Linked DNA regions of Homo sapiens: region 1 is linked to region 2. A link is a contact called in ENCODE POLR2A ChIA-PET data. All regions are on one chromosome and are shown on one strand. The core of a region is the stretch at or near the end of the contact, and the rest is flanking DNA. Distances in the headings are between cores, read along the strand shown.

Region 1 (4,606 bases), core at 272-2,771, 140 kb before region 2:
CATCCTTTTTTTTTTTTTTAGACAGGGTCTTGCTCTGTCACCCAGGCTGGAGTGCAATGGCATAATCTTGGCTCACTGTAACTGCCACCTCCCAGGCTCAGGCAATCCTTCCACCTTAGCCTCTGAAGTAGCTGGGACTGCAGGCATATGCCACCACCCCTGGCTAATTTTTTTATTTTTATTTTTTTAGAGATAGGGTCTTGCTGTGTTGCCCTGGCTATTCTCAAACTCCTGGGTTCAAGTGATCTGCCCTCGTTGGCCTCCTAAGTGCTGAGATTACAGGTGTGAACCACCATGCCTGGCCAGAGCTGTCCCTCTTGAAATAAGCAGGGAGGCCTCAAGATGGGAGATGGGGATGCTGACTCCTCCCCTGGCCCTCTCCTTTTATTGGCTGATAGGGGTGTATCACCAGCCCATCATGCTATAAATGGCAGCTGGTGGCTACCACCCTAAGTGCCATGAGCACCTCTCCACTGAGAGGCAAACTGTAGGTCGCTTGGGTGAGGTTCAGTAGCCAACCGCTCCCTGCTTGGTGGGGTGACCCTCTTTGGGCCGAGCCTGCAGAGGCCCCCACCCGCCTCTTCCCCCTTTGCAGAGTGGAAGGCCGTCTCTGAGACTACTTTCAGAGAAGATCCTTGGGCTCCAGGTCCAGCAGGCGGAGCACTGTTCAGTAAGTGTGTCCTGTGGGGTAGTTCATGGGGTTTGGGGCGGTTTCCCACCTGGAACCAGACATGAGTCACCTGACACAGACATGGGGGAGGTGGGGCTTGGGCACCTACTTATCCTACGAGGCTATTGGTCAAAAAAAAAAAATGGTAGAGCGGAGTTACGGAATTTTGGTTAAATTCTAAATATGCACATTTAACGAATTTAACACTTAACACAAAAGTACTGCATTCTCGTTATTTGGAGAAAAAGTTGCCAAATAATTACAAAGGGTCCCCCCACCCCCGCAGCCCTCCAGCCCTGCCCTGCCCGGCCCTGCTGAGCAGCTGGCTCTGCCTCTGTGGAGCAGTCACCCCCTGCCAACGTGGCCTCAGTGCTTTGGGCCCTTTTTGCCCATCTGCTTGGTCCTTGTGCCCCTGTGCCCAGCACCCAACCTGCCATCACCCTGCACTCAGAGACCTAAAAAGGCAGCGTGTTTGTTGCTTCTCCTCTTTGGGTTTCCCTTTCTTCTCCTGGGAGGGGTGTCTGAGTCACAGAAGTGTGGGGACCATCAGGTCGTTGCTCCCTCTGCTTCTCTTGTGTCCTCCCTCCCCGTCCTGGTGACATCTCGTGGCCAGGTCCATGTCTCACTCAGTACATCTGTAGCAGAGTGGCTAGTGGGAGGGCTCAGTCATTGTGGGGTTGACTGTGGGCTGCGGCTATGCCTCGTCACCTGCTGGGATGTTTCATGTCGTCTAGATTCAGGATGCCCAGGCAGCAATGAGGCTGTACGTCATGGTGAAGAAGGAGTGGGAGAGCATGGCCCGAGACAGGCGCCCCCTGCTGACTGCTCCAGACCACTGCAGTGACGACGCCTAGCAGTCCTGCCCTGCTGCTGCTGCCGCCCCGCTACAGAGGCAATGTGACCAGTCACAGGGACAGATCACATCTCCCCAGAGTGGCAACTCTGGTGAAACCTTTTCAGAATCATGGCAGAGGGGCGTGGCGTGGTGCTACTGAGAAGGTCCTCCTTCCTCTTGACTTTGTGGTCTGAAACCTGGTCTTACTGTCCATGTGTGTTTGGGCCCGGATGGTCAGGGTGGGGAGCAGGGACGGCCATGGGCACGCCTGGCCACGCTTTACCGACTGCTGACCCCCTGGGCCAGGTGAGGTTGGGGCCTGTGGGCCGCCAGTCCATACGGTGCTGTCACTGCCCATCTTCGGTGACACCCTGGGGTGAGGTGCTCAGCACCTTCCTCTCGAGGAGCCACATTTTCCTCCTTTGTGTTAGGGGACATAACAAGCTCTGCTGGGCTTGAGGGACCCAGACCAGGTGTCTGCAGTCAGCTCCTGAGACACAGCTGGCCGGCACAACAGGTGTTACATCAGGGGTTTCCTGTGGCCGTTTGAACTTTGAGCATTTATCTAAATTAAATTGGCCCAGGGTTGGCTGGTGGGTCACCCAGCAGAGGCTTCTCCCCATAGCACGAGGATGTGTTGCCTGGGCACGGTGACTGCGGTTATTCCTGGAGGTCGGCAGACATGCCAACCTTGGGCTATTTGAGCTGGAGAAGCTATGTGATGCTAGCCGGTGGCTTTCTGGGCTAGGCCCCAGTTTGAGGCTCCCCTGGGAACTAGAGCCAGGAACAGCCAGTGGCACTGACAAGGGGACGGAGTCCAAGGCGTTATTGGGCCACCTGACAGCTGGACAGAAAAGGGGCAGACACACCGAGGATGCGATTTAAAATAAATGCAGATGTTTACTTGGAATGGAGCCTGTGGAGGCTCAGTGTTGACTCTCATCTAGAATGGTCTGGAAGGACTGCTCTGTCCAGGGGCGAGGTCTATAGAGACTGCAGAATTAAGTATCCCACTGGCCAGTCACAGCCTCTTGCCAGAAATGATTAAGGCAGAAACTGGCCTTGGGCCTCTTTATTAGTCACCTAAGAGGAGTGTGAGATGCGCATTCTGGTGCTGGATGACCCTTCCCCCCACCCCAAGGGAAACAGTGGCCCATGGAAAGGAAGGACAGGGAGAGGGCACACGTGGAGGGAGGGGCCTGTGGGGTATCTGTCTTCTCCCCCGCATCAGGGCTGAGCTGCTTCCCCACCCAGTGGGCTGGGAGAGGTGGCTGCCTCCAGCCTCAAGAGCACTTTTTCCGCGCAAGAAACCAGTTCCTGGAAGGAGGAAGCAGGCAAGTCAGTTTTCGTGGACAGTCCCCGGGTCCAGGAGCAGTTACTCATGTGACTCAATCCAGCAGTCATGGACAGGAAACTCTTTGGAGAGGTCTGATTACCCCTCCCGTTTAAGATTGATTTTGGCCCAGTCATAGAGATGGGATAATAGGCAGGCAGGAGAGCAGTCTTGAAAACTATACACGTGGAGATCAAGGTCAGTTCCATACAAACATCTATTCCAGTCCCCCAGACGTGGTGCACCCCAGCTGGGGGCTTCCACCTGGAGGGAGGCCTGGTTTGCTGAAGGCGCTGCTGTCACTCACCAGGCTGGAGGTGAAGCGCTCCTTGATCTCCTGGAGCAGGGCCTTCATACTACTGGACACCAGCTCCGGCAGGATCTCCTCTGCAGGTGGAGCAGGAAGGTCCTGAGGCCAGAGTCCTTCCTGTGCCCCTTGCCAGAAGCCCCAGAAGGATGAGAGTGGGTCACATTCCCCCTTGGGCTTGGCATGCACAGAGCCACCTTGCAGTTCCGGAGCCCCAAGCGTCACCCTCAGCCAGGACAACCCCTGGTGCTCAGAAGATGCCAAATGAGTGGGAAGTTTAAGTGGGCCGAGAAGTGGGGTTGAGCCCACCTTCCATGTGCTCCTTCCCTGTCAGTTATAGGGGGAGCGGGGCACCCCTGACCGCTGGGCTCTAGGGAGTGTGAGGTGAGAAGGGGTTCTCACCATAGGAAGCCAGGTGGACCAGCAGCATGCCCACGTTCTCCACCACCTCCGGGTCGTCCCTGTGGAGCTGGTAGGTCTCCTTGATGAGGCTGAGGCCACTGCCGCCCTCCTCCTGCACCACCACCTTGAAGGCCGCCAGCTCTGGGGGATGGGTGGGAGTGGGTTCATTCCCTGCTTTCCCCTGAAAGGGAAGAGCCTTCTGCCCAGGACGGGATGGGACCCCAGAGCTCACACAGGGGCCTGGGACAGGACAAGAGACGGGACCCAGGAGGCCCCATCAGCTTGGGCGGACCAGTAGGCTGGCATGACCTGAACAGGACCATGCAAGAACAGAGGAGGCAGCCCCCCCAGAGCCAAAGGGGTCGTTGTCACTCTGGGGAAGATTAGGTAGTACAGAGGTCAAGACCATGAGCCCGGAGTTGCCAGGCACCAGCTAGTGTCTTGGCCAGGCCCAGGATGCTCTCTGAAGGACTGTGCTGTGGGCCGAGCGTCGGTTGTGCTGTGCTCAGCGCTGGGCCCAGCCTGTCTAGCTGAGTAACAGGCAGGGTTTGTGTTGTGGGGAATTGGAGACACTGTTTGCAGAGCTGTTTTGATCAGTCACGGTGTGCCTGCATGTTAGGAAACCTGTGCAGATGTGATGTGTTTATGGACAGAGAGAGGGTCACAGGGTAGCATAACGCAGAGACAAGAGTTTATCAAGTGTGCGTGAAAGTCTTGATGGTGATTTCTGGATGACTGGACTTCAGATCGTTTTTAATTTCTTTTCCTTTTTGATTTGTTGCTTCTGTTTTTTGGTTTGTGGCACCTGGCAGATGTAACTGATGGGGGCTGATTCTTGCCCCCACCTCTAGGTGGCAGCCTCGTCCTGTCCCCAGGCTCACCTGACACCTTCACCAGGCTGGCCAGTCCCCGGTAGGCATTGTTCACCAGCAGGGCTCTGTCCTGGCACAGCCGGATGCTTTGCAGGAGCAGCGCCACCACTTGTTCAAACTGCTGCTCCTTGATGCAGCCTGCAGAAAGGGGCCGGGCTGCCTTGTGCCTGCTGTGCCATGAGGCCCA
Region 2 (4,537 bases), core at 589-3,088:
TCACTGCAGCCTCAATCTCTTGGGCTCAATTGGTCCTCCCACCTCAGCCTCCTGAGTAGCTGGGACTACAGGTGAGTACCACCACATCCAGCTAATTTTTGTATTTTTGGTAGAGATGGGGTTTTGCCATGTTGCCCAGGCTGTTCTCAAACTCCTGGGCTCAAGTGATCTGCCCACCTCGGCCTCCCCAAGTCCTGGGATTATAGGTGTGAGCCGCTGCGCCTGGCTGAGGGTTCCACTGTCTGTACGTCTGCAGCAATACATACCATTCTTGTGGGTAAAAGGTGGTATCTCATTATAGTTTTGATTTGCATTTCCCCAAGGTCAAATGATGGCAAGTGGCTTTTCTTGTGCTTTTTAGCCATTTGTATATGTTTTTGGTGAAATGCCTATTGAAATGTTTTGCCTTTTTAAAAATTGAGTTGTCTCCTTTGTTCAGTTTTGAGAGTTCTTTACATACACAGTATCATATATATATATATATATATATATATATATATATATATATACACACCAGATATATGATTTGCAAATATTTTCAACCATCAATAGTTTAACACTTTTTTATTGGTATTTTGAAGTAGAAAAGTTTTACATTTTGATCCATTCCAATTTATTAACTTTTTCTTTTATTGTGTATCTGGTATCATATCTAAGAAATCTTAATCCAGTGTCACAAAGATTTAATCTTATATTTTCTTCTAACCGCTTTCTAGTTTATGTGTAAGAATCTGTCCATTTTACCTAAGTTGCATAATTTGTTGGCAAACAGTTGTACATAGTATTTCCTTGAAATCCTTTTAATCTCTGTAAGATTGGAATTGCTGTCTCCTCTTTTAGTCCTGATTTTAGTTATTTGTGTTCTCTCTCTCTCTGGTCAATGTAGCTAAAGCTTTGTCAATTCTCTTGATCTTTTCAGAGAACTGCCATTTGATATTTTTTTACTTTATCTTTTTCTTTCTGTTCTCTAGTTCATTGGTTTCCACTCTTCTCACTTTGGGTTTAATTCGTTCTGTCTTTTCTTATTGTAGTTACTTACAATGGAAGCTTACACACTTGATTTAAGATTTTTTTTTCTAATGTAGACATTTACAGCTATAAATTTCCCTTGAAACACAGCTTTAGTTATATCTCATAAATTTTGGTATGTTGTGTTTACATTTTCATTCAGCTCAGTGTATCTTTTGATTTTCTTCTTTGACCCATTGCTTATTTAGAATTATGTTGTTTAATTTCTATGTATTTATAGGTTTCCCAAATTTCTTTTGTTAATTTCTGATTTCATTCCCCTGTGGCTAGAGAAGAAACTCTGTGGATATCAGTCCTTTCGAATTTCTCAGAATTGTTTTATGGTCCAGCATATGATTGACCTTGGACACTGTTCCATGTGCACTTGAGGAGAACGTGACTTCGGCTCTTGCCAGGTGGAGTGTTCTAGAGATGTCAGTTGGTGTCCAGTGATGTCAAGTCATTTGTATCTACTGATTTTCTTTCTAATTATTCTATCCATTACTGAGAGTGGGGTAGGATTTTGGTGTCCAATTATTGTTTTTTTGTTTTTTTTTTTTTGTTTGTTTTTTTTTTTTTTTGAGGTGGAGTCTCACTTTGTCACCCAGGCTGGAGTGCAGTGGTATGATCACAGCTCACTGCAGCCCCCACCTCCCAAGGCTTAGGTCACCTCAGCCTCCTGAGTAGCTGCAACTACAGGCAAGTACCATCATGCCTAGCTGATTTTTGCATTTTTTATAGACAGGGTTTTGCCATGTTACTTAGGCTGGTCACGAACTCCTGGGCTCAAGTGACCCACCCACCTCGGCCTCCCAAAGTGCTGGGATTACAAGCGTGAGTCACCATGCCTGGCCCAACCATTACTGGTGAATTGACTGTTTCACCCTTCAATTCTGTGAGTTTTTGCTTCATGTATTGCTGCGGGATAATTAAGGAATCAGAGAGACCGATGGGGTTGAGGAGGAATTATTTAATTATTTAGGTGCACCGACCCAATCAGATTAACATCCAAAGGACTGGGCCCCAAACAAAGAGTCAAGCTACCTTTTAAGCATTTTGTGGGGTGGGGGGAGATTTGTGCAGGGGGAAGAGTATTACAGAAGCAAGAAACAAAGACAGTTATTCAGTTAAGACATGCATTACATTATTTCTTACTTTTCAAGGAACAACACGTTTTATGACTCAAGATTATCTGTTTAGTGACCTTGCAGCTGCACAGCTAGAGAAACAGAGTCTTCGCAATGCCTGGGAAAGGGAGAGATAAGGCTCACTAGCCACAGAAAAACAGCCAGTTAATTTTTAAAGGACTCCAGCCCTTTCTCTTCCTCAAGGGGAATTGGTTTTTTACATACAACTGAGTTTTTGCTTACACAGTTTTTAATTTCTTTTAATTCCTGTTCTAGTATTTTGGGGCTAGGTTGTCAGGTATGTATATATTTCTGTTTGTTATATTTTCGTGATGTATTCACTTTATATCATGGCAGAATGTTTCTCTTTAGTAAGATTTTTGATCTTAAAAAAGTTGGCCAGATGGGGTGGCTCATGCCTGTGATCCCAGCACTTTGGGAGGCCAAGGCAGGTGGATCACCTGAGGTCAGGAGTTCAAGACTAGCCTGGCGAACATGGTGAAACCCCGTCTCTACTGAAAATACAAAAAAATTAGCCAGCTGTGATGGTGTGCGCCTGTAATCCCTGCTACTTGGGAGGCTGAGGCACGAGAATTGCTTGAACCCGGGAGGCTGAGGTTACAGTCAGCCAAGATCGTGCCACTGCACTCCAACCTGGGTGATAGAGTGAGACTCTGTCTCAAAAAAACAAAAAAATTATTTAGTCTGACGTTAGCATTTCTCCTCAAGCTCCCTTACGGTTGTTTGCATAGCAAATCTACTATCCTTTTGCTTTGACCTATTTGTATCTTTGTTTCTAAAGTATGTATGTCTCTCACAGGCAGCATATAGTCAAAGCTTAAAAAAAAAATCCAGTCTAACGATCTCTGCCTTTTGATTGGCATGTTCATTCTATTCCCATTCAATGTTATTATTGCTGTGGTTGGATTTCCATCTATCAGTTCACAATTTGTTTTCTATGTTTTATGCCTTTTTGTTCTTCTGTTCATCTTTTACTACCTTCTTTTGTATTAAGTATTTTCTAGTGTAGCATTTAAATTCCCTTTTTCTTTTTAAGTGTATATTTTAAAGTTATTTTGTTAGTGTTTGCTCCAGGGATTACAATATGCATTTTAATTTATCAGGATCTACTTCAGATTAATACTAATTTTAGTAAAATACAGGAACTTGACTCCAGTATAACTCCATTTCCTCCCTCCTTGCTTGTGGTTTGTAGTATTATTGTCGTATATGTTCATCTATATATGTTATAAACTCAACAACATGGTGTTATAATTATTGTTTCACACAATCTTATTTCTTTTCAATTCAGTAAGACAAGTAAGGAGAAAAACACTTTTCAAGTCTTTTATATTACACTGTATATTTATCACTGACTTTACTCTTGATTTCTTCCTGTATATTCAAGCTATTGTCTGGTGACCTTTCCTTGCTCCAGTATATATAATAACTTCATTGCCTCCTTGCTCCTTTATGCTATTATTGTCATATATATTATATATGTTTATGCTGTGAGCCCATCAGCTAAGTCAGCTTAGCAAGGTCTCAAGATACAAAGTCAATGAATAAATCAGGCTGGGTGTGGTGGCTCACACCTGCAATCCCAGCACTTTGGGAGGCCAAGATAGGTAGATCACTTGAGGCCAGGAGTTTGAGAGCAGCCTGGCCCACATGGCAAGACTCCATCTTTACAAAAATACAAAAAAAAAAAAAAAGTTGAGTGTGGTGGTGCGCCTGTAATCCCACCTACTTGGGAGGCTGAGGCATGAGAATTGCTTGAACCCAGGAGGGAGAGGTTGCAGTGACTGGAGATCACACCACTGCACTCCAGACTGGGCAACAGGGCAAGACACAGTCTAAAAAAAAAAAAAAAAGAAAAAAGAAAAACAAGAATAAATCAATTATTTTTCTATAATACTTGCCACAATCAATTGAACCATGAAAAATTTTAAATACCATTTACAGTAGCATCATAAAACATGAAATATTTAGAGAATAATTTACCAAATTAGGAGAAATGTCTATACAATTAAAACTGCAATATAAACCAGGCACCATGGCTCATGCCTGTAATCCCAGCACTTTGGGAGGTCAAGGTGGCCAGATCACTTGAGCCCAGAAGTTTGAGACCAGCCTGGGTGACATAGTGAGACCCTGTCTCTACAAAAAAAAAAAAAAATTAGCTGGGCATGGTGGCATGCACCTGTAGCCCCTGCTACTCAGGAGGCTGAGGTGAGAGGATGACTTGAGCCCAGTAGGCAGAGATTGCAGTGCATTCCAGCCTGGGCTACACAGCAAGACCCTGACAAAAAAAAAAAAAAAAAGAAAAAGAAGGTCACAAAAAAACAGAAAACTGCAAAATATTGATGACAAAAATTAAAGAAGACATAAATAAATGGAGA

Evidence for each region. ChIA-PET counts read pairs that join two places held with the same protein, here RNA polymerase II (POLR2A).
Region 1: POLR2A ChIA-PET joins it to region 2 with 12 read pairs in activated T-cell. The contact joins two enhancer-like sites. POLR2A ChIA-PET finds 5 or more read pairs at or near these places in 2 of 52 experiments (A673 and activated T-cell).

Annotation. Positions count from the first base shown.
Region 1 is chr9:133,403,871-133,408,476 of GRCh38, reverse strand. STKLD1 (serine/threonine kinase like domain containing 1) reads right to left here. Exons shown (of 18, transcript NM_153710.5): 16 at 4,429-4,557; 17 at 3,548-3,688; 18 at 2,381-3,225. The coding sequence ends at 3,056. REXO4 (REX4 homolog, 3'-5' exonuclease) reads left to right here. Exons shown (of 8, transcript NM_020385.4): 7 at 596-670; 8 at 1,405-2,415. The coding sequence ends at 1,524. Among named protein-coding and RNA genes, the nearest start is that of REXO4, 12 kb to the left of the region's middle. RefSeq lists an enhancer at 3,359-3,859. Within about 2 kb of position 1,521, at least 8 of the 41 ENCODE cell types and tissues checked have a DNase peak (open chromatin) inside an H3K27ac peak, as active enhancers do.
Region 2 is chr9:133,267,037-133,271,573 of GRCh38, reverse strand. It overlaps the pseudogene ABO. Among named protein-coding and RNA genes, the nearest start is that of OBP2B, 60 kb to the right of the region's middle. RefSeq lists cis regulatory regions at 2,194-2,219, 2,258-2,282, 2,281-2,288 and enhancers at 2,033-2,534, 980-3,576. Within about 2 kb of position 1,838, at least 5 of the 41 ENCODE cell types and tissues checked have a DNase peak (open chromatin) inside an H3K27ac peak, as active enhancers do.